Regions from separate parts of the Homo sapiens genome. Here region 1 is linked to region 2. A link is an interaction called in ENCODE POLR2A ChIA-PET data of the cell type or tissue named here. Cell type or tissue: PC-9. All regions are shown on one strand. Each heading gives the region's core, and the rest is flanking DNA. Links, peaks and the distances in the headings are about the cores only. Region 1 overlaps CDK12 (cyclin dependent kinase 12). Region 2 holds the start of LOC124904107 (U6 spliceosomal RNA).

Region 1 (12,194 bases), core at 4,195-12,194, 52 kb before region 2:
AGACCCTGCAAGGCTGTGTATATAGATGGGGTTGTGGGCTAGAGGGCTAGCTGCCCTGGAGGAGAGGGCTGAGAGTAACCCACTAACTGACATCAGCAACCCACTGTAGAGGAACATCCATTAGCACAGCTGGACAAGAGGAAAGAACAGGAATGCCAAGAAAGGGGGTTACCTGCTCTAGCTGGAAGGGAGAATCTATTAATCAGAAGGCAGAACATCAGAATATAGGGTCAAATAAAAAGCTAAGGAAACTCCTCTGGAGATCTTTCGGAATAAGAAACTTCCCTGAGATCACCTGTTAGCCTGGTGCGGTGGCTCACGCCTGTAATCCCAGCACTTTGGGAGGCTGAGGCGGGCGGATTACCTGAGGTCGGGAGTTGGAGACCAGCCTGACCAACATGGAGAAACCCCATCTCTACTAAAAATACAAAATGAGCCGGGTGTGGTGGTGCATGCCTGTAACCGCAGCTACTCAGGAGGCTAAGGCAGGAGAATCGCTTGAACCCCGGGAGGCGGAGGTTGCGGTGAGCCGAGATCATGCCACTGCACTCCGGCCTGGGCAACAAGAGCAAAACTCCATAAAAAAAAAAAAAAAAAAAAAAAAGATCGCCTGTTACCCAGCTACTCAAGAGGCTGAGGCACGAGAATCACTTGAACCCCGGAGGCGCAGGTTGAAGTGAGCTGAGATTGCGCCACTGCACTCCAGCTTGGGCGGCAGAGTGAGACTCTGTCTCAAAAAATAAAAATTAAAAAAGAAAAAAAAAAGAAAGAAACTTCTCTAAGACCAGGGGTGGGGTGGGGTGGGATGGGAGTAGGGTCATCCCACACAAAAGCAGGCCAGTGACCTCTGATTGGCTTTAGGCCCCTACCTGGCTTGGCTTTAGGTTCTGTGAAAGAGACTGAATTTGCCAGGCTCTGGGTGAGAGGTGACTGATGGACATCACTGCATTCCTCAGAGGGCATTCCCACCGTTGCTCCTACCTGTAAAGGAAAATGGCAGGTTACATTAGACATGAGACAAGGGACTAGACACCAAAGAACATCTTTGGTCTTGCACCCAGGAAGCATCCATTGGTAGGTAACAGTGACGGTGATGTTAGCACTCTTCTAACTCCTTCAAACCTGAATTCCCCAGAAGGATTCAGACTAACCTTAGTACACTCCCAGAGAGAGTCATAACTGTTCTAAAATTCTTGTCTCCAGGGACCTAGCTCCCAGGCTGATAAAAGCAAAAACATGGTTCTTAAAGTTAGGGAATTCAACAGAAACAGAAGCTGTGAAACCCAGAATCATAAAGATCAATGAAGGTTAATGGTTAATATAAGGCTAATAAAAGAAGGTGACTGGGAGGAGGCCACCCAGTTTTAGATCAGATCATGAGGTTGGACTTGTGGCTCTCTCATCCATAACAGCTCCTTCAGGAAGGACTCTAAGGCAAAAAAGGATCCTGACTGTGAGAAAGGAGGTTTGCAGGACAGCAAACTTAATGTAATCTGGACAAGTAGGTCTATCATACATTCCCTAGAGACAAATTTACATGGAGACCAGTTCCACATTTCCTCTATGCTGTCTATCAAAGTTGATGAACAAAACGTAAAGGATATGTACTGGGATCTATTTCTTCATCAGCAGCAGACAATATTCACTTTGCAGATCCCCAGTACCTCTCCCCTAGACCCATTAACTCTTTCTAATCTGCCCAATGATGCCCTCCTCCCTTCACCATTCTGCTTCCAGCCTAGGCATGCTCCAGTATTCCACTCTCTGCTCATCAGTGGCTCCCAGACTCATATGCTCAGAGAAAGCAAACACTGGAAGGGACTGTAGATACATCCAGGAGGGGTCTAAAGAGGGAAAGGCATCTTGGCACCAGACTGAGATGACTTACAGAACCAGCAATGCGTGTCAGCCAACTGAACACACTATTTAGGGTATTTAGGCCACTGTGGATCACCACATACCACCTTCCTTCTGCCTCATCAAAGGAGAATATCAAACAACTCAAAACTTTAAAAACTAAAATAAAGGAGAGGAGAAGGTCCCCTTACCATTTTCCTGTAATCTCAGAGCATACCTCTTTTTGCTGAGTTCTATCATCTCATCTATCATTCAGGGACCCCCTTCCGCCACCATAGTTTTCTAGCCGATGTGTTTTCTTTCTCCATTCCCTTTTTCTTTTCAATATAGCAAAAGAGCTTCAGTTGAGATTTAGGGTGAATTCCTCACATTGCCTCTAAGGATCTTTTCCTGCTATCCAACCTCCAGAGATAGTTGCAAAATGCTCTTTGAAGTTTGGGTTAACTCTGAGGGCATCAGGATCTTTGGCTGTGGCTGCCATCTGCTTCCCAATGAACCAGCCTCTTGACTTTAAATAAAAATTACACTTGTATAATCTGCATGTCATTGAAAGATTATTCTTAGACTGGGTGCAGTGGCTCACGCCTGTAATCTCAGCACTTTGGGAGGCTCAGGTGGGTGGATCACCTGAGGTCAGGAGTTCAAGACCAGCCTGACCAACATGGTGAAACCCCATCTCTACTAAAAATACAAAATTAGCCGGGCATGGTGGCACATGCCTGTAATCCCAGCTACTTGGGAGGCTGAGGCAGGAGAGTTGCTCAAACCCGGGAGGCCAGAGGTTGTGGTGAGCCAAGATCGTACCATTGCACTCCAGCCTGGGCAACAAGAATGAAACGCCGTTTCAAAAAAAAAGAAAAGAAAAAGAAAAAGAAAATAAGAGGCTGGGCGCGGTGGCTCACGCCTGTAATCCCAGCACTTTGGGAGGCCGAGGCAGGCAGATCACCTGAGGTCAGGAGTTTGAGATCAGACTGGCCAACATGGTGAAACCCCGTCTCTACTAAAAATACAAAAAAATTAGCCAGGCTACATAATACAAAAAAATTAGCCATTAGTTACTCGGGAGGCTGAGGCAGGAGAATCGCTTGAACCCAGAAGGTGGAGGTTGCAGTGAGCCGAGATCGCGCCATTGCACTCCAGCCTGAGTGACAAGAGCGAAACTCCGTCTCAAAAAAAAAAAAAGATTATTCTTTAAGATACACACACACACACATATATATATGTATATATAATTTCCCAGTCTTTCTAGATCTACCTTTCCCCCTCAATCTCTCTCTCCCTCCTCAAATCTCACAGTCCATCCTTCCTTTCCTGAAGAAGCTCAGGGCTCTCAGGAAAGGGTCATCTTAAAGTTGGGGGCACTCTACTCGCAGAAGTCAAGATTCTGGCCTCTTGGATCTAGTTCTGGCTGGCTGCCATTAACTCGCTGTGCGACTGCGTGGGCAAGGCACTTTCCTTCCTTAAGCCTCAGTTTCCTGCTCTGTAAAGGGAGAGGTTAGATTACCTGACCTCTTTCCTAGCCCTGGCAATCTATGATTCCCTAAGGGAGAAGACGTGTCATTCCATCAGGAAGTGATACATTCATTCCTGCCCTTTACAGCTTCTCTCTGGGCCACTGCAGAGAAACTCCCCTATAGATGCCTACCTTTCCCTTGCTGGCTTAACCAAAGGGACAAGTATGTTTCAGAAGGAGGCCTTCCTTTAAGAGCCAAACTCGGGGCCGGATGCGGTGGCTCACGCCTGTAATCCCAGCACTTTGGGAGGCTGATCACGAGGTCTGGAGATCGAGATCATCCTGGCTAACATGGTGAAACCCTGTCTCTACTAAAAATACAAAAAAATTAGCCAGGCATGGTGGCGGGTGCCTGTAGTCCCAGCTACTTGGGAGGCTGAGGCAGAATGGCATGAACCCAGGAGGCGGAGCTTGCAGTGAGCCGAGATCGCGCCACTGCACTCCAGCCTGGGTGACAGAGCGAGACTCTGTCTCAAAAAAAAAAAAAAAAAAAAAAAGAGCCAAACTCAAACTCCTCCCATTAAGAGGAAAAGAAGTTGAGGCAGTCTAACTCTAACCCTGAATTTTGATAAAGCAAATGGGAGACTGAGAGCAGGTATGGGGCAGGAAGGAGTATGATAAGCATACCTCCCCACCCCCCAGACTTAGCACACACCTAGGGAGCCCCCCATAAGTAGTAGCTGCTAATCCAACTCAACTGTGTGTAGATGGGAAGAAGAAAGCAGGGACATGTGTAAACACATCCACAGCATTGACATAAGTGTTCAATCAATGTCCATATACTCTCATTCTCCCCTACTTTAAGCCTGTAACAAGCCATGGTGGGAGGCGACACCATATCCCAGTCTTCCCCTTCCCCAAAGTTGGAAAGGAAGACACAGTGAGACAGGAGCTACTTGGCTTCCTATAAATTGTTTTGTCCTTCCTCTCAGCTGCAATCAGAAGCTAAGGGCTCCCGCAGGCCTTGTTCTGATCTGCTGCAGGGAATGGAGGGTTTTTGAAACAGAGAGGACTTGGCTGAGGCCCCGTTTCAGCTGCCGTTGGGGCTGGCTAATGGGCTCATTCGGGAAGACCCCCGCCTGCCGCACTAAAGAGTCCCCCGCCGACCCCCGCCCCAGTCCCAGCCCAATTAATAAATGGGGGCTCCCACTTTATGGCTCTGGGAGCAGGAATCAGAGATACAAATGATCCCTAGGGAGGGACAGAAAAAGGCCTTCCAAGAATCAAGCTAGAGAATTGTGCATCCACAGGCACATGCTGCCACAGGCTAGTCATATCCCATTTTCAAAGCATTAAAGGGGAAGAAACTGGCAAAAATACTATTTTCTTTCCCAGATCCAGAGTAGGATAGCATTCTTGAAGTCTATGGGCACACCCTAGCAACAGACTCCCTCTTGCCTGGTTCTTCAACCTGAAAAGGGCAGGGTGCATGCAGGTTATCATCTGGACACATGGTGCATGCTCCACTATCCTCCAGGGGCAGTGCCCCCTCCTAGACTCTGCAATACTGAACATTGACACATCCTATCAATTGGTTAATAAGACAAAACACTTCCTACTTAAAAACAAAGCAGTTCCCTCTTATCAAGCTTTCATCACCACCAACAGCACAAATGTGTCTTGGGATCATCATCCTGAGGCTTTTATCCCTCTCCTCACATCCAAGCTGTGACCAAGCCTTGCTAATTCCTATGGACCCACTTTCTTTCCTCTGATTCTCCTTGTCTTACTCTACTGTAAACTCTCAGTGCTTCATGTCTTGGCAAGAACAATAATATTTTAGTGAACTTTCCTGCTTCCTTGACCAAGTACTGCTACAAAAGTCCTCAATGTGATTTTCATCTCATCATGCTCTGTTCCCTGCTACTGCTTAACAACTCAAATTCCTCATTCAAGCCAATGAGATTGCTCCTCCAACTTCATTTCCTAATACTCCTTTCCTGTACCATTCTGGTCAGCCAATTCACAGCCTCTGCACAAAACATACATGAGCCCTCTTCCATGAGATTCCTCCCACTGCTCACCTTCCTCTTCTGTTCTATGTCCCCTATCTTCTTTATTTTCAAATAATTGTTTCTGAATAAGTCCACTTTCTCCGATTATTTCTTTCCTTTGGTTTCCTCTTATTATAATAGTTTTATATTACAACCTGCATTGATATGTTGACTTACAGATTCCCCACTCTCCACCAGCTGTAAGACTGACCTCTCTCACAAGACCCAGAAGCTTCCTGAAGGTGGGACCCTCCCCCAGTCTTCTTCCTCAGAGGTTGTCCTGTCTGTACACAGGACATGCCTCTGCTAATGATATTAATGCTCCCCACTGAAGCAGCCCTCATGGTATAACTATTGGGATATTATATCAAACAACCATGAGGAACACAATCTTATTCTGTCAATTTTCAAATTGCCACCTGCCTTGAACTTGGCACTGAATCTCCCCAAGATTACAAATTCAGTTTCATGACTTCAAAGTGTTACAAAACAAAACAAAAAAACAAGTACAGTCACCAAAGGAATTTATCTCCTTCATTCATGGTAGATAAATACTATTCTCTTTGAAGACATTTTAGGATGAGAAGCTCCATTTTGTTTCCTATTTGTACAATTAATCCCACATTCTCAGGTCATGACTTGATTTTCCAAAATGAAAATCAATTCCAGAGCCAAGAGTAATCTTGGTCCCTATCAGTCCTAACTCTTATCAACATGTTTTGGAAGGTCTCTAGGAATGGAGAAGTTATTTATGAGTCGCTTTCAACAGTTTGGCAAATACTTCCTTAGATTAACCTCACTCTCAAATGCTGACTCTTTACTTCCTCTAGTTTAGCCCTGTGTGGTTAGAGAGAAAAACGTGGTCTACCACTCCCTTTTATCTCCTACATATTGCTCAGGATACTAGCCTTATGTATGTATGTATGTATGTATGTATGTATGTATGTATGTATGTATGTATTTATTTGAGATGGAGTCTCATTCTGTCGCCTAGGCTGGAGTGAAGTGGCGCAATCTTCACTCACTGCAACCTCCACCTCCTGGGTTCAAGCAAATTCTCCTGCCTCAGCCTCCCGGGAAGCTGGGACTACAGGCTTGTGCCACCACGCCTGGCTAATTTTTTGTATTTTTAGTAGAGATGGGGTTTCACCGTGTAAGCCAGAATGGTCTCGATCTCCTGACCTCGTGATCCACCCACCTTGGCCTCCCAAAGTGCTGGGATTACAGGCGTGAGCCACCGCTCCCAGGTAGCCGGGGTTTGCCATTTATTCATTCTATCCCTTAGCCTCAAGGTGCTAATCAATCAAGATAAAAACAAAGCACTTAGGCAGCGCCTGACACATAGCAGGTACCCAACAATGTTAGTTCCCTTTCTCTCCCTTCTTTCTCGCAACACCATACATGTTCCTCGGCCTTTCTGGGCATTTTTTACTGGTTAAAGATGGTACTGAACCAAACAAACTAATCTTCTTTTGTAGCTCTAACATTCTGTGACTCTAATTCGCATATTCTCGTTTGTTCTTCTATGCACTGCCATCATTTGGATCTAAAATGAGTGGCAGAGGAATACTACTAGTCTCTAGGTTGACTTAGCATACCTAAAACCACTTGCAGGAGTTTTGAAATTCAAACAATACAAATAACTGTTTAATGTGATGCATCCATGTCATTCCTCCTTATTCTTGAATTACTCTCTTGAACTATGTAGATAACAGTGTTAAGTAAATGTCCTTACATATTGCTTAACATATTTGCCCATCTTTTCTAGTTTCCCTACAGAAAATGTCTTCATAGTATCCTAGGGGTTCTTGGCCCATCCTCCAACCCTAAAGGTAAGACTACTGTAATTAAGGGGAATTCTTTACTCAGTATTGGTGCTTTAATGGGGTCTTCCTGAAATGAACTGTGAATCTCTAAGAAAATTATCCTATAAATTTCACTAACTCAACCATAATTTTTCCTTCCATCCTGTATCCCTCTCTTCTTTATAAGCAATTATATCCAAGCTGGGCGCGGTGGCTCACTTTGGGAGGCCGAGCACTTTGGGAGGCCGAGGCGGGTGGATCACAAGGTCAGGAGTTCAAGACCAGCCTGGCCAGCATGGTGAAACCCTGTCACTACTAAAAATACAAAAAATTAGCTGGGCATGGTGGCACGCACCTGTAATCCCAGCTACTTGGGAGGCTGAGACAGGAGAATTGCTGGAACCTGGGAGGTGGAGGCTGCAGTGAGCCGAGATCACACCACTGCACTCCAAGAAGAGCAAGTCCATCTCAAAAATAAATAAATAAATAAATAAATAAATAAATAAATAAATAAAAATAAGGAATTATACCCCAAGTCTCTTTCTGCAGCCCAGCTACCAGACTCTTCTAGTTCTCCCTTCTTACCCTTATTTCCACCTCTTATATTGCTTCATTTTCTGAGACTTTTGGTCCCCTAACAGAAATTATAAATATTAACACTAGTATAAGGCCAAACTAAAAAGTTCCAGACTTTAAAAAAGGGACCAGGCTACTAAGCTTTCTTTAGGTCTTTGAATTCAGCCTGTTTTCTCCAGGTCCAAATGCATTCAAAATTGCATTAGCCTTGGTGAGGAGGGTCATCTACAAGCTGATCCTCACCAAGGGTGTCCCTCATTAGGCACTATTGTAGTTCTGAGACTGAGGAGGGAGAAGGATCCCCTCCTAGAGAGTCCATCAGATAGGCCCCTTAGGTAGAGAAAAGACATCCTCCAAGACTCAGACTTTGTTCTTTACTTAGCTCTGACTGCTATATGGTGGACTTCTTAAAGGTTTCTTCATGCTGCCTCCCTCAGGGTTGGTTTGGCCTGGATAAAATGCCCTTCATTCCTTTAGAGCTGTCAATACTATCTGTAGTTTACAAACATGCCAGAGCAAGATATCAAAAAGTCCATCCATTTACAGGTCCTAGAGAACCTGGGTCTAAGTAAATTTATTTCATGGCTATACCTTCTTATTCCACAGAAGTATGCTGTAGCTGAAGGTTGCAAATTGAGAATGGTCCACTAACAAACTACCCACTTAGAGGGTATGAAAGACAAACTCAGTATCAGTCTCTTTCTCTCAGCCTTGGAGTACTAATTTTTTGAGATAAGAGATATGAGAGAAATCCAGTGGTCAAAGTGTTTTGGCACCCCAGTGATTAATCACCAGGACATTAAAGCAACTCTTATCTGCTTTCTCTTAGATACCAGAGAGCCCTCTTCTCACCAAGCTTTACTTCCCACAGACACCATCTGCAACTGAGCTTAGAAATGTCATCAGCAAAAGCAACAATCTCAGGATATGGAAGAAGAGGATAAAAAGGTGAAGGTTGAAAGAGGGGAAGCAGGAAGACAGAAAGATGACTCCCTGCCTTTCCTGGCCAGGGTACAAAATAATCTTTTGTACCCTACATAACACAAATGAAAAGCTCCTTTCATAGCTCCTAGCAATAAGAAAGTATGGTTAGTTTACTTTCTCCTTCACTTTCCACTACAGTAGGTTGAGGATCCAGATAGACATTTGTCTTCTGAATTGACTCTCATTACCTTTCAAAACAATGAAATAGCAGTAACTCTAAATACCTGGTAGGGTTAAGCAATCAATACCGATGGTAGGCCTAAATTATTCCAGTTGAATGGTGAGTGGGGAGAAAGAGAAATAGGGAAAAGAAGTGGGTGGATAGGAGATGGAGAGACAGTTGCGTACAGTAAGGAGTACCACCAGTAATTCCTTCAGGTGTCGTACTCCCCCAGTCTTTCAACTCTGGCTTGGAGTAATCTCCTACTTGAGAGAATTCCTAATTAGGAACACTGGAGGTGTTCCTACAGATAAGAACTGTCACACCTGGACAGTAAAATTAACCAAAGTGTCCAGGAATGCTCACCTTGCCTCTCAGGACAACCAGAAGACTCAGCAGTTCCACCTCTCCCTTGGAATGGTTGAGTGCTTCCTCCCTTGAGGAATTCCCCATTCCCATTCCACTTAGCCCTTATGGATGATTAGGATATGAAAAGTCACTCCATAGTTAAAAAACAGTCAAGCTATGAGGCAATCTTTAATAACAATGGAAATCCCAAGATCAGCACCAAGAGCATTAACTGTTTACTTCTTTGAGGCATTAACCATACAGTTAAGGATGCCTATCTAGGAAAGAACAGTGCCTAAGAAATTGAGGTACTGAACAGCATGGTTTCTGGTTAGAAATGGCCTTGGGTATGACAGAAAAATCTAGGTTAGTAAGGTCCTCAGCCTTTAGGCCCAGAATTGAAAAGACACTGCTTCAATTTTCACTGCTATGAAGTGAAAACAGTATTTTCTAGTAGGTTGAAGTTTATACCCCAATCATGAACTTGCAACCAGGAACACATAATTCCAGAAATTGGAACAATCTTGAGCTCTCCATTCTCCTTATAAGATGTGACTTAGCCCACAGGAAAGGGAACACCACTTAAACTTTTGAGGATTCAAAAACAGGTTAGCAACTCTCATCATCACCAGTTTTTGAACTCAACTTCCTTCTAATTTCCCTTGCTCTGGTGTATCCCTTAACCTTCCTGTATGACTTGCTCACCCCATTTACAACTTCAGATACCTATCGCCCTTCTTTCTTTCTCCTAGTGGACTTTATCTGCCCTCTGCCCATTTGTCATAACTAGCAGGATTGCAGCACATACCACAGGGGCAAATTTATCCTGTGTTCTAAGCCATGAAAGAGAAGGGGAAGCAATTCTGTCTTCAGGTGGAGATGGGAAAGATTTTGGAAACAATAGAGATTTTAACTTTTAAACAACTTTTTGATTCACTTTCTGGATTGGCAACGCATCGGGAAATCTCAGCAAAGGTAGGTACACTAATCCCCATGCTGACTCTGCATGTAATAACATGGGAACTGAGGTAGGGTGGGTGGTGAAGTCTGGTTTAAGACTATCCTTTGGGTCTAAACAGCCTCTTACCAACTTCCCTTGATGACAGTTGAGCTCAAACCCACTTACCTCTCCTGTCAGGAGGAGTCAGGGTACATGAAGCTCAACTCTTTTGATGGTTTGGTACCATTATTTGTATAACTTTTCTACTTTAAAAAAATCACATTTCATGGTTTTTCCCAACTCATTTATTCTCTAGTTCCTAGTCTAGCGTTTTCAAGCACCTCTTCAAATCCTGATAACCTTTTGCTGGGAGGGGGAGTTAATGAGTCTATAATGATTCTGAGACAGAGAACCCCTAAGATAAAGTGGAGGAAAAACGTCCTTTATACATGATTAGATATGCTCAGGGGGTACAGATTAAGAAGTAAATGCAATGGAGCAAAAGTGGTATAGTAACAGGAAATATTTAATTTTCCAATCTCCACTTTCCATTTTTATAAACTGAAAGAAAAAAATTTAATATATTACAAAATATCTGTACATAGACAAGATACACCCAATGGGGGTCAAAAACGAGAGAGAAAGGAATCAGTGTCAGGAACCTAAATCAGGGAGAATGAGGTGGCAACTGACACTTTTCTGATGCAGCATTCTCTCTCAAAACCTGCTGGTAACCATTTTAGCACGGTAACTATATATGCATATTATATATACACACACACATACAAGTGGTTGGGTGATGTCTATGGCATAAGCTAATAGAAGTTCTACTTGCAAATTTGTGCTAACTGCCCTGCTTTAAACGTATAGATTTGATGTTGCTTTCAAATACTTATCGTTCCTATGGACAGTTGAAGAAAAAACTAAGGAAACTGGGTCAAGTATATTTGTTTTCAAAACCACAAAAATGATCACGGTCAAACCAGTTTTGCCTCCCACTCATGAACAGAATCAGATTTCTCATCTGTTCAAAATAATGTATTTAATAGACAATATCTCTCATTGTACAATAATTAAAACAAAACGAAAACCACTTTTGAATGGAATTAATTGGGTCTGTAATTTTCAAATAGTCAAGGTGAAATTCTGCCAAACCTTTACTTCCATCATGTTTATAGATAACGTAACTGAAAAATTAACAAATACCTTTTCTTCCTCCATACAGATTCCAGGATATTTAAATAAGTTTTTTTTTCTCCTCTGCTTTTAGAAATAGTCAAAACTACCAAACTTTGTTTTCATTTTAAAAGACTCCCAAAATGGGGGTGGGGGTGAGATGGGATCATACATACACATACACTCACACATACACTCACCCCCTTCCCTAGTAGGGATGAGGGAATGGAGGCTTAAGTATATTATTTAGGATATTTGGCATAATTAAAAATAAGAGGTGGGAGAGGGGAGGGAAAAACATTATTGATGACTGCTGATAACCAAAATACAATGAAATATATAGAGAATTTTATTCATATTTGATGGGAAACCAACTTTTTTTCATTGAACAGATACTTCTGAAAGTATCCCAGGCTCACGTTCTTTAATAAAAAACAGGGAGTGGGGCCCAATAACTCAAATTCAAATATTCTAAAACACAAAGGCCCATGTCTGAGGACTAAGAAGTCAACAGACAGAAGGTTCAGATGAACTTTAATGCGATTTACCAATAGCATGTCAGTAAGCCTAGTAAATCTAACTGGACACACTGGTATAAAAAGCCATCAATGCCAAAATAGCTAGAAGGCTCTCTTTCTAAATCAGTGTTTGGCCCTGGAGGCAAGGCCAGATCAAAAACCAGAGAATAATAAAGAAATACACACACCGATATCTAGCTATATCTCATTAACAGGGGAAAACAGTCTTCAAGTAAGTATCTGAAGAGGGTTCTTCTTTCATTTCTTTAAAGTTTTTTTTTTTTAAGTAATGCACCTTTCTCTTATAAGTAGATTTTATTTTT
Region 2 (12,547 bases), core at 2,825-10,824:
TTTTTTTTTTTTAGTACTCTACAGGCAGGCGCCACCCCGCCCAGCTAATTTTTGTATTTTCAGTAGAGATGTGGTTTCACCATGTTGGTCAAGATGGTCTCGATCTCTTGACCTCATGATCCACCCGCCTTGGCCTCCCAAAGTGCTGGGATTACAAGCGTGAGCCACCGCGCCCAGCCACTCCTGTATCTTTTATACATTTTTTACTAAAAAGTCAGAAATGAAATGATATGAAATATATAAACACACAGCCAGGCATGGTGGCAGGTGCCTCCAGCCTGGGTGACAGAGGGAGACTCTGTCTCAAAAAAAAAAAAAAAAAAATACATAAACAGTCTCTCACAGTGGCTAAGACATAGGGCTACAGCTTTAGGAAGACATACACTGAAATAATAGATTAGTTGCTTGCTTTCTGAACTCTCTCAGGTATGGCTTTAACTATAAAATGGGAAATTAATCGCTACATGCTAAGGCTGCTATGAAAATATAAGGCCGGACGCGGTGGCTCACGCCTGTAATCCCAGCACTTTGGGAGGCCAAGGCGGTGGATTACCTGAGGTCAAGAGTTCGAGACCAGCCTGGCCAACATGGTGAAACCCCATCTCTACTAAAAATACAAAAATTAGCCTGGCGTGGTGGCACGTGCCTGTAATCCCAGCTACTCGGGAGGCTGAGGCAGGAGAGTTGCTTGAACCAGGAAGCCGAGGTTGCGGTAAGCAGAGATAGCATCACTGCACCCCAGCCTGGGCAACAAAGAACGCAACTCTGTCTCAAAAATGTGTATATATAAAACTACGACAATAATACGTGCTCAATAAATGATACCTATTTTTATTATTAAGAGAGAAATGCTAACAATCAGAAGATTAGACCCATATTTATACTCAATTTATGGCATGACAATTTATATGCTTTCAGGAAGAAAAATCCCATATCTATTAATTTTTGGTTAATGTGTACACGATTGACACATCCTGAATTTAAAAAGCTTTTATTCTTCCTTAGTACTCTAAATATTATGAATAAAAAAGACATAATGAGATAAACATTCATAGTATATCTGGATTTGGGAATTTTCTGTTGTTCTAAAAACATAGCTGGGTATCTGAGGGCATAGATGAATGACCTGAGTCTCCAAGAAAGGCTTTTGTCCATTAAAATAAAATTAAAAAATACTTTGGGACCAAACTTCTACGATCTTACTGGTGTGGGTTATAGAAGAAACATGAGAGATTTAGTTCAAAAGGAAGGGAGAAAACTATCATGAAAGACAGATTCCTCCAAAAACTCACTTTGGTCTCTTTTTATATGGTTGCTGAGGTGGTGTGATTGCCTTTGGTTCTGGAGAGTCTGGGGGAGACAGATCTCCACCAGGGAGCTCTGGAGGGAGAGGAAGGTCTGTGAGTAAGTGACGTGTCCTCTGTTCCTTCTCTTTCTTCACAGGTTTTGAAGGAAGAGTTTCTTTTGGACTAAACAATAAATGAGAAGAGATGACAAAATTACAATTAAAGATACGCAAATAAAAATTTTCAAAGATCATAATGCCTGGTTACGAAAAGGTTAGAAAGATCTAATTTTTAAGGAAAAAAACCTGTACTATAACATAAAAAAAAATAATTAATCACAACTAAAGATACTTAATTTTTTTCTTTTTTTTTTGAGACAGAGTATCACTCTGTCGCCCAGGCTAGAATGCAGTGGCGTGATCTTGGCTCACTACAACCTCTGCCTCCTGGGTTCAAGTGATTCTCCTACCTCAGCTTCCCAAGTAGCTGGGATTACAGGCGTGTGCCACCATGCCAGACTAATTTTTGTATTTTTAGTAGAGATGGGGTTTCACCATGTTTGCCAGGCTGGTCTTGAACTCCTGGTCTCAAATGATCCACGTGCCTCGGCCTCCCAAAATGCTGGGATTACAGGCGTGAGCCACCATGCCTGGCTGAGATAAATTTTATAAATAGAAATCTATAGTATATTTTAAAAACAATGAAATATTTGTGATATTACTTGCAGTTCCCTTTATCAAACTCTTAATATATCGTTCCTAAGATTTTATTTGGAGTTTTATTGAGATGAAATAAAATTCACCTGGGCATGGTGGCTCACCCCTGTGATCCCAGCACTTTGGGAGGCTGAGGCAAGAGGATTGCTTGAGGCCAGGAGTTTGAGACCACCCTGGAAAACACAGTGAGACTCCATCACTACAAAAAATTAAAAAAAAAAAAAAAAAATTAGGCCAGGCACGGTGGCTCAAGCCTGTAATCCCAGCACTTTGGGAGGCTGAGGCGGGCAGATCACGAGATCAAAAGTTCGAGACCAGCCTGGCCAACATAGGGAAACCCCATCTCTACTAAAACTACAAAAAATTAGCCGGGCATGGTAGCAGCTGCCTGTAATCCCAGCTACTCAGGAGGCTGAGGCAGGAGAATTGCTTGAATCGTTCCAGTGAGCCAAGATCGTGCCACTGCACTCCAGCCCAGGCAACAGTATGAAACTCCGTCTCAAAAAAAAAAAAAAAATTAGAACAGGCACAGTACTCATGCCTGTAATCCCAGCACTTTGGGAGGCTGAGGTGGGCAGATCACTTGAGGTCAAGAGTTGAAGATCAGCCTGGCCAGCCTGGTGAAACCCTGTCTCTACTAAAAATATAGAAACTGGCCAGGCACGGTGGCTCACGCCTGTAATCTTAGCACTTTGGGAGGCCAAGGTGGGCAGACTGCCTGAACTCAGGAGTTCGAGACCAGCCTGGGCAATACAGTGAAACCCCATCTCTATTAAAATACAAAATTTAGCTGGGTGCACCTGTACTCCCAGCTACTCAGGAGGCTGAGGCAGGAGAACTGCTTGAACCCCAGGGGTGGAGGTTGCAGTGAGCTGAGATCGCGCCACTGCACTCCAGCCGGAGAGACAGAGTGAGACTCCATCTCGAAAAAAAAAAAAAAAAAATTAACTGGGTGTGGTGGTGTAATTCCAGCTACTCGAGAGGCTGAGGCAGGAGAATTGCTTGAGCCTAGGAGGAGGAGGTTGCAGTGAGCTGAGATCGCACGACTGCACTCCAGCCTGGGTGACAAGACTCTGTCTCAAAAATAATTAGCTGGACATGGTGGTATAAGTGTGTGTTTCCAGCTACTTGGGGGCAGATGGCAACCGGCAGTCCTGGGGTGGGAGCATCATTTGAGCCCAGGAAGTCAAAGCTACAGTGAGCCATCACCATGCCATTGCACTCCACCCTGGGCAACAAAGGGCAGCTCTGTCTCGAAAAATAAAAAATTTAAAAATAGAAATAAAATGCAGGAAGTAATTTTCTTAAATTCACAAAGTATCACTGCAACTCGTGGAGTTCATCGAATTTACTCTACATTTTAGCAAAGATTTAACAAACAAGAAGAGCTCAACAATTTAATACTACTCTATCGCTAAAGAGGTGCAAAAATCTTGGAAAAAAGAAATAGTATTTTAGAATGCTTTCCCTGTAAAAAATATAAATTGCCGAAGATATTTACAAAAAAATAGAAATATAGCTAAGTTGTAAGTCAAAACTAATAAAAAATATACTGAATCATTCCGTTCACTTCAAAGCAGAAGGCAAACCTGACCAGCCAAAATAGACAATCATCAAACTAAAAATCTAAAGAAAAAGGGTCCAAGCAACTATTTCAGAATTATTAAGGCACCTGGTGGCAGAAGCCTCTCCCAGTAATCAGTAAATTATAGTAGTCAGTGGGGTTTTGTAGAAAGATAGGTTTCCAGGAATAGATCAGAAAAGTCAGTTTTCAATCTTTTTTTTTTTTTGAGACAGGGACTCACTTTGTTGCCCAGGCTGGAATGCAATGACACAATCATGGCTCACTGCAGCCTCAATTTCCCGGGCTCAAGCAACACTTTCACCTTAGCCTCCTAAGAAGCTGGGACCACGGCACACACCAACACACCCAGCTAATTCTTGAAATTTTTTGTAGAGACAAGGTCTTGCCATATTGCCCAGGCTAGTCACAAAATCCTGGACCTCCCCAAGTGATGCTCTTGCCTCGCCTCCTACCACGTATGGCCCAGATACAATTTTTTGCCTATCTCAATTTATTAATAAGTGGTAGAGAAATTTTGTGCCAAGAGCCAGGTGTGGTGGCTCATGCCCGTAATACCAACACTTTGGGAGGCCAAGGCAGGCGGATCAGTTGAGCCCAGGAGTTCAAGACCAACCTGGCCAACATGGTGAAACCTCATCTCTATTAAATAAAGATACAAAAATTAGCTGGGCATGGTGGCATGTGCCTGTAGTTCCAGCTACTTGTGAGGCATGAGAATTGCTTGAACTGGGGAGGTCAAGGTTGCAGTAAGCCGAGATCGTGCCACTGCACTCCAGCCTGGGTGACAGGGCAAGACTTTATCTCAAAAAAAAAAAAAAAAAAAAAAAAAAATTGTGTCATGCACATCCTCAGAAAAAATAAGACATCTATAGTACAACAGACTAACTCATGTCTACAAATAAAATCAGGCCAGATAGGTCTTCTCTATTCCTTCACAGTATCAGATGGTTGAAAAAGATCTGAGAACCTTAACCACAGGCAATCTTCTCTATTTTTATGACAGGTAGTTATAAAGGAAAATATTGGTGCTTTGCATGAATATTTCCTAGACCACAAAGATCTATCTCTTGCAATGTATCTTTTTAAAGAATACTGTTAACCCTTGTGTGTGAATTTTCCATAAAAGAATGTCATTTACTCAAAATATAAGAACATAAATCTCAACAGCTATTGACTCCTGCCAATTTTTATCGTTTTAATCCCTTGTAAATCAGACAGAACAATACAATATAGGTTAGTTTGTACCACATCAACCAGAACTGGGATAGTCAGTGGAGTAGATAATGATCATCTGAAACTTTCTGTTGAAATACTGGGAGAGATGAACATGCAACATTATTATAATCTGCACTCAGATTTTTCCATCCTAGAAACAAAACTTATTATCAGAAAACTCTTTGAGTCACAATGTAATATAGATTCTTTTTTTTTGAGACGGAGTCTCCCTCTATTGCCCAGGTTGGAGTACAGTGGTGCAATCTTGGCTCACTGCAACCTCTGCCTCCTGGGTTCAAGTGATTCTGCTACCTCAGCCTCCCAAGTAGCTGGGACTACAGGCGTGTGCCACTACGCCCGGCTAGTTTTTTGTATTTTTAGTAGAGATGGGGTTTCACCATATTGGCCAGGCTGGACTCGAACTCCTGACCTCATGATCTGCCCACCTCAGCCTCCCAAAGTGCTGGGATTACAGACATGAGCCACCGCACCCCACCAACATAGATTTTTTAAATTATTCTAATTTTTAAGATGTTCAGCGAAAAAAAACTTGTAATTTCTCAACCACTGTCGGAATATTCTTTACAAATCTCAATTCCTCATTATTCAAAACAGATTTCTTCTTGGTTTGGCTTCACTAGAAGAACAAGAAAAATCAGGCTGAGCATGGTGACTCATGCCTGTAATCCCACTACTTTGGGAGCCAAGGCAGGAAGATTGCTTGAGCCCAGGAGTTCAAGACCAGCCTGAGCAACATAGTGAGACCTTATCTCTAAAAAAAATAAACAAAGTTAGCTGGGAGTGGTGGCATGCACTTCTGGTCCCAGCTACTATCGAGGCTGAAGCGAGAGGATCACTTGAGCCAGGGAAGGAGGCCAAGGTTGCAGTGAGCCATGATTGTGCCACTGCACTCCAGTCTAAGTGACAGAGCAAGATTCTGTTTCACAGAAAAAAAAAAAAAAAAAAAAAAGAGGCAGGGTGCAGTGGCTCATGTCTGTAATCCCAGCACTTTGGGAGGCCAAGCGGGCGGATCACCTGAAGTCAGGAGTTCAAGACCAGCCTAGCCAACATGGTGAAACCGCATCTCTACTAAAAGTACAAAAATTAGCTGGGCATGGTGGTGCACTCCCAAAATCCCAGCTACTTGGGAACCTGAGGAAGGAGAATCGCTTCAACCCAGGAGGCAGAGGTTGCAGTGAGCCAAGATCACCCCACTGCACTCCAGCCTGGGCGACAGAGCAAGACTCTGTCTCAAAAAAAAAAAAAGAAAAAGAAAAAAGAAAAATTAAGGTATTTTAATTGTGTCATCATCATTTCAAATAAATTCAGTCTATGGTTTTTTGTCTGTTTGGAGACAGGATCTTGCTGTGTCACCCAAGCTGGACTGTAGTGGTGCAATCATAGCTGACTGCAGCCTCGAGGCTCAAGTGATCTACCCACTACAACATTCCAAGCAGCTGAGACTACAGGTGCATACCACCACAGCTGCTTTTTTTTTTTTTAAGAGACAGGGGCCAGGCACAGTGGCTCATGCCTATAATCCCAGCACTTTAGGGGGCCGAGGCCGGGGATCATGAGGTCAGGAGATCAAGACCATCCTGGCAAACATTGTGAAACCCTGTCTCTACCAAAATACAAAAAAAATTAGCCAGGCGTGGTGGCACCCGCCTGTTAGTCCCAGCTACTCAGGAGGCTGAGGCAGGGGAATCACCTGAACCCGGGAGGTGGAGATTAGTGAGCTGAGATTGAGCCACTGCACTCCAGCCTGGCGACAGAGTGAGACTCTGTTTCCCAAAAAAAAAAAAAAAAAAAAAAGGGGGGGGATGCCTAAGCTCTGGTCTCAAACTCCCACCTGAAGCAATCCTCCAGCTTGGCCTCCTAAAGTGCTGGGATCACAGGCATCAGCCACCATGCCCAGCCAATCTGTGTTTCATATTTTTGTTTTCTCCAATGTTTACTTTATGAGCTCAAATAAAGTACTAATACAGATTAGGTACTCTCTTATCCACAATGCCTCAAACCAGAGTGTCTGAACTTTTTTTTTTTTTTTTTTTGAGACAGAGTCTCGCCCTGTCGCCCAGGCTGGACTGCAGTGGCGCGATCTCAGCTCACTGCAAGCTCCGCCTCCTGGGTTCACGCCATTCTCCTGCCTCAGCCTCCCGAGTAGCTGGGACCACAGGCACCCACCATCACGCCTGGCTAATTTTTTGTATTTTTAGTAGAGACGGGGTTTCACCATGTTAGCCAGGATGGTCTCGATCTCCTGACCTCGTGATCCGCCCGCCTCGGCCTCCCAAAGTTCTGGGATTACAGGCGTGAGCCACCGCACCCGGCCTGAGTGTTTCAAATTTTTAAAATTTTTAGATTTTGGATTATTTGCATTATACTGGATGAGCATATTCAATGCAAAAATCTGAATACTGAAATGCTCCAATGAGCATTTCCTTTGAGTATCATGTCAGCGCTAAAAATGTTCCTGATTTTGGAGGATTTCTAGATTTTTGGATTAGGGATATTGAACATGTATGAAAAATGTATACTGCTTCTAAAATATTACATTTTTAGCATGTTTATTTCAAGACAGAATGAGTATTTGATAGGTTATGTCCTACCAGTTCAGGATATACAATTTGAATAGAGGTCAAATCCTGTTTCAGTAAATTCCAATGTACTAAAAACCTTGAAAATTTAATGACAGCCTCAAAACTACAATGCTTAACATTATCACCTTTAGCATAGGACACTCAGTATTATAAAGGGTTGCGGACATGTGGTACATGCAAAGTGAGTCTATCATAGGGGAGCAGATACTATACATCACAGTCATTACTTGAAAAGTCACTACCAGGAAGCGCTGATGTACCCTAACTATATCAGTATTTCCTAGTTCCCCATTTATACCTATACACAAATTCACATGTGGTAATTAGGTTTCATAATACATGTGTAATTTAAAAACCTACCAAGCTCTAGGACTGCCAAACTTTTAGAATATGAATAGTATTTTGGAATCTGAACTGAATCTGTGGGTGTAATGGAAACACTTCTAATAAAAATACTGTTAATAAAAAAAGAATATAGACCAGGAATGGTGACTACGGCCTGTAGTCCCAGCTCTTTGGAATGCCGAGGTAGGCATATCACTTAAGGCCAGGAGTTTGAGACCAGCATGGCCAACATGGTGAAACCCTGTCTCTTCTAAAAATACAAAAACTTAGCCAAGTGTGGTAGCTCATGCCTGTAATCCCAGCCACTTGGGAAGTTGAGGCATGAGAATCACTTGAACCTGGAGGCAGCAGTTGCAGTGAGCCAAGATCATGCCACTGCACTCCAGCCTGGGCAACAGAGCAAGATCCTGTCTCAAACAAAAAAAAAAGAAAAAATATAAAATTTATAAATATTTACGCCAGGGGTGGTGGCTCACGCCTGTACTCTCAGCACTTTGGGAGGCCAAGGTAGGCGGATCATGAGAGTAAGAATCCGCCTCAAAAAATAAATAAATAAATAAATAAATAAATAAATAAATAAATAAATTGTAACTGTTTAAAAAACACTAAATTTTTCAATGAGATAATTTGCCCATTTTAACAGCGTAAACTACTTTAAATATAATCCTTTATCTCCTTCCCCTTGAAGTTGGTTGTTTAAAACATGATTTCAGACCAGGCACGGTGGCTCATGCCTGTAATCCTAGCACTTTAGAAGGCCAAGGAAGGTGTATTCCTTGTGTCTAGGAGTTCTACTACCCTGGACAACACAGTCAAACTCCATCTCTACAAAAAAGTACAAAAATTAGCCAGGCATGATGGCACGTGCCTGTAGTCCAAGCTACTTGAGAGGCTGAGGTGGAAAGATCGCTCCAGCCTAGCAGGTAGAGGATACTGTGAGCTGTGCACAGGCCACTGAACTCCAGCATGGGCGACAAAGGGAAAACTTGTCTCTTAAAAAAAAAAAAGAAAAGAAACAGTGATTTCACCACTATTTACAAACTTTTATCAAAAATTTAGTTGAGCCAGGGCGAGGTGGCTCACGCCTGTAATGCCAGCACTTTGGGAGGCCAAGGCGGGTGGATCACTTGAGGACAGGAGTTCGAGACCAGCCTGACCAACATGGTGAAACCCCGTCTCTACGAAAAATACAAAAATTAGCCAGGCGTGGTGGCACAAGCCTGTAACCCCAGCTATTCAGGAGACTGAGGCAGCAGAATCACTTAAATCCAGGAGGCGAAGGTTGCAGTGAGCCGAGATCATGCCACTGTACTCCAGCCTAGAGGACAGAGTGAGACTCCGTTTCAAAAAAAAAAAAAAAAAAAAATTTAGTTGAGGCAGGCATAGTGGCTCTCACCTGTAATCCCAGCACTTTGAAAGGCTGAGGCAGGTGGATTGTTTGAGGCCAGGAGTTAGATAACAGCCTAGCCAATATGGCATAACCCCTCTCTACTAAAAATACAAAGATCAGCCAAGCATGGTGGCACATGCCTGTAATCCCAGCTGCTTGGGAGGCTAAGGCACAAGAATTGTTTGAACCTGGGAGGCGTAGGTTGCAGTGAGCTGAGTTCATACCACAGCACTCCAGCCTGGGTGACAGAGAGACACTCTGCCTCAAAAAAAAAAAAAAAAAAAAATGTAGTTGATTGTTCACTTTGGCAGCACATACACTAAAACCGTAACAATACAGAAAAGATTATCATGGCCCCTGCACAAAGATGACACAAATTCGTGAAGTGTTCCCTAAAAAAAAAAGTTTAGTTAAGTACATAAAAAATGGAAACCAAGCATCCCATTCTACTAGGAAAATCCTGGTTCATTTGGAGTTTACTGAACTTATAGAGATACAGCCTTTAAAAATAATGTAGACTCCCCTGAAGTTCAGTACGCTCCAAATGAACAAGGCTATTAGAAAAACAGAGCAAGGCCAGGTGCGGTAGCTCAGGCCTGTAATCCTAGCACTCTGAGAGGCCGAGGCGGGTGGATCACCTGAGGTCAGGAGTTCAAGACCACCTTGGCCAAAATGGTGAAACCCCATCTCTATTAAAAACACAAAATTAGCAGGGTGTGGTGGCACACGCCTGTAATCCAGCTACTCAGGAGGCTGAGGCAGGAGAATTGGTTGAACCCAGGAGGTGGAGGTTGCAGTGAGTGGAGATCACAACACTGCACTCCAGCCTGGGCTAAAAAAAGCGAAACTCTGTTAAAAAAAAAAAAAAAAGGCAAGCCAGGCTCATGCCTGTAATCCCAGCACTTTGGGAGGCCGAGGCGGGCAGATCACAAGGTCAGGAGTTTGAGACCAGCCTGGCCAACCTGGTGAAACCCCATCTCTACTAAGGATACAAAAAATTAGCCAGGCATGGTGGCGCTTGCCTGTAATCCCAGCTACTTGGGAGGGTGAGGCAGGAGAATCACTTCAACCCGGGAGGCGGAGGTTGCAGTGTGCCGAGATAGTGCCATCGCAGTCCAGCCTGGGCAACAGGATGAGACTTTGTCAAAAAAAAAAAAGAAAAAAGAAAAGAGAAAGAGAGAGAGAGAGAGAGAGAGAGAGAGAGAGAGAGAGAGAGAGAGAGAGAGAGAGAGAGAGAGAGAGAGAGAGAGAGCGCGCGAGCGAGCAAGCACATAAGTGCTGGGCGCAGTGGCTCACACGTGTAATTCCAGCACTTTGGAAGACCAAGGTGGGCAGACTGCTTGAGCTCAGGAGTTCGAGACCAGCCTGTGCAACATGGCAAAACTTGGTCTCTACCAAAAATGTAAAAAAAAAAACAGCCGGGCATGGCTTGTGATTGTAGTCCCAGCTACTCAGGAGGCTGAGGCCAGGAGGTGGAGATTGCAGTGAGGCAAGATCACGCCAGTGTACCCCAGCCTGGGTGACAGTGAGATTCTGCCACAAAAAAAAAAAAAAAAGAGAAAGAAGAAAAGAAGACTTTAAAAATTCTATATGGTTAACTGAAATTTCTTTTTTTTTTTTCTTTTTTTTTTTGAGACGGAGTTTCGCTCTTGTTGCCCAGGCTGGAGTGCAATGGCGTGATCTCGGCTCACCGCAACCTCCGCCCCCCGAGTTCAAGGGATTCTCCTGCCTCAGCCTCCCAAGCAGCTGGGATTACAGGCATGGGCCACCAAACCCTGCTTATTTTGTACTTTTAGTAGAGACGGGGTTTCTCCATGTTGGCCAGGCTGGTCTCCAACTCCCGACCTCAGGTGATCCGCCGGCCTCGGCCTCCCAAAGTGCTGGGATTACAGGCGTGATCCACCACTCCCGGCTGGTTAACTGAAATTTCTAAGAAAAGTATACAGATGATCTACTTAAGGCAGAAATATATCCATTAATAGCTATGGTCATGTAGATTGTACTATGTTGGACGTGGGCTGCCTTGCTTCTTGAAATCAAGAATTATAGACCACAAATGAGAAAGGCTTTTGAAATACCATTAGCTGAATTCACTCTTGCATTTGATACCTGAGCTAGTACACTCCTATTCAAAATACATGTTTGAAAGAAAAGAAAAGTTTCGGCTGGGCGTGCTGGCTCACACCTGTAATCCCAGCACTTTGGGAGGCCAAGGCAGGTGGATCACTTGAGGTCAGAGGTTCGAGATCAGCCTGGCCAACGTGGTGAAACCCTCTCTCTACTACACATACAAAAAATTAGTTGGAATCCCAACTACTTGGGAGACTGAGGAAGGTGGATCGCTAGAACCCAGGAGGCAGAGGTTGCAGTGAGCTGAGATCGCACCATTGCACTCCAGCCTGGGCAACTAGCAAAACTCTCAAAAAAACAAAACAAAACAAAAAAAAAACTAGCTGGGCATGGTGGTACATGCCTGTAATCCTAGCTACTTGGGAGGGTGACGCAGGAGAATCACTTGGGATTCAGAGATGGAGATGGAGGTTACAGTGAGCCAAGATCACGCCACTGCACTCCAGCCTGGACGACAAAGTAAGACTCTGTCTCGGAAAAAAAAAAAAAAAGTAAAGTTTCATTCTTTTCCCAAAATGACACTAAATCCTCTAGGCTGGACACGGTGGCTCGCGCCTATATCCCAGCACTTTGGGAGGCCCAGATGAGTGGATCACATGAAGTCAGGAGATTGCAATCAGCCTGGGAAAGATGGTAAAACCCCGTCTCTACTAAAAATATAAAAATTAGCTAGGCGTGATGGCGGGGGCCTATAATCCCAGCTACTCAGGCAGCTGAGGCAGGAAAATCGCTTGAACCCAGGAAGTGGAGGTTGCAGTCAGCCGAGATCACGCCATTGCACTCCAGCCTGGGCAACAAGAGCAAAACTCTGTCTTAAAAAAAAAAAAAAAAGCCAGTGCAGTGACTCACGCCTGTAATCCCAGGACTTTGGGAGGCCAAGGTGGGTGGAGCACCTGAGGTCAGGAATTTCAGACCAACCTGGCCAACATGAGGAGACCCTGTCTCTACTAAAAATACAAAAATTAGCCAGGCATGGTGGTGAGCACCTATAGTCTCAGCTACTTGGGAGGCTGAGGCAGGAGAATTGCTTGAACCCGAGAGGCGGAGATTACAGTGAGCCGAGATCATGCCACTGCATCCTAGCCTGGGCAACAGAGCAAGACTCTGTCTCGGGGGAAAAAAACAAAAAACAAAACAAAACAAAAAAAAACAGACAAATCCTCTAATGTAAGCTTTATGTTCTTTATGTGCACACTGACTTCTTTTACAAGTCCACTGTCATTTCACACAAGCCCTGATCCTGGCTCCATTAGAAGTTTTATTTACCCATCAATTAA

The links. Peaks named below come from ENCODE experiments on the same cell type or tissue, not always from the same donor. Only the 100,000 strongest peaks of a DNase experiment are listed, where the experiment ranks them.
Region 1: POLR2A ChIA-PET joins it to region 2 with 12 read pairs; 7 of 35 experiments call an interaction of 5 or more read pairs at or near these places.

The regions. Positions count from the first base shown.
Region 1 is chr17:39,533,036-39,545,229 of GRCh38, reverse strand. CDK12 (cyclin dependent kinase 12) reads right to left here. Exons shown (of 14, transcript NM_016507.4): 14 at 10,686-12,194. Among named protein-coding and RNA genes, the nearest start is that of NEUROD2, 69 kb to the left of the region's middle. In PC-9, for the core only: no CTCF peak of the experiment used is centred there; DNase peaks (open chromatin) are centred at 6,079 and 11,139; H3K4me3 peaks cover 865 bases; H3K27ac peaks cover 1,344 bases.
Region 2 is chr17:39,479,479-39,492,025 of GRCh38, reverse strand. It overlaps CDK12 (cyclin dependent kinase 12), which reads right to left. Exons shown (of 14, transcript NM_016507.4): 3 at 1,293-1,469. LOC124904107 (U6 spliceosomal RNA) reads left to right here and starts at 9,438; the gene lies at 9,438-9,540. In PC-9, for the core only: no CTCF peak of the experiment used is centred there; DNase peaks (open chromatin) are centred at 5,475 and 6,215; H3K27ac peaks cover 4,002 bases.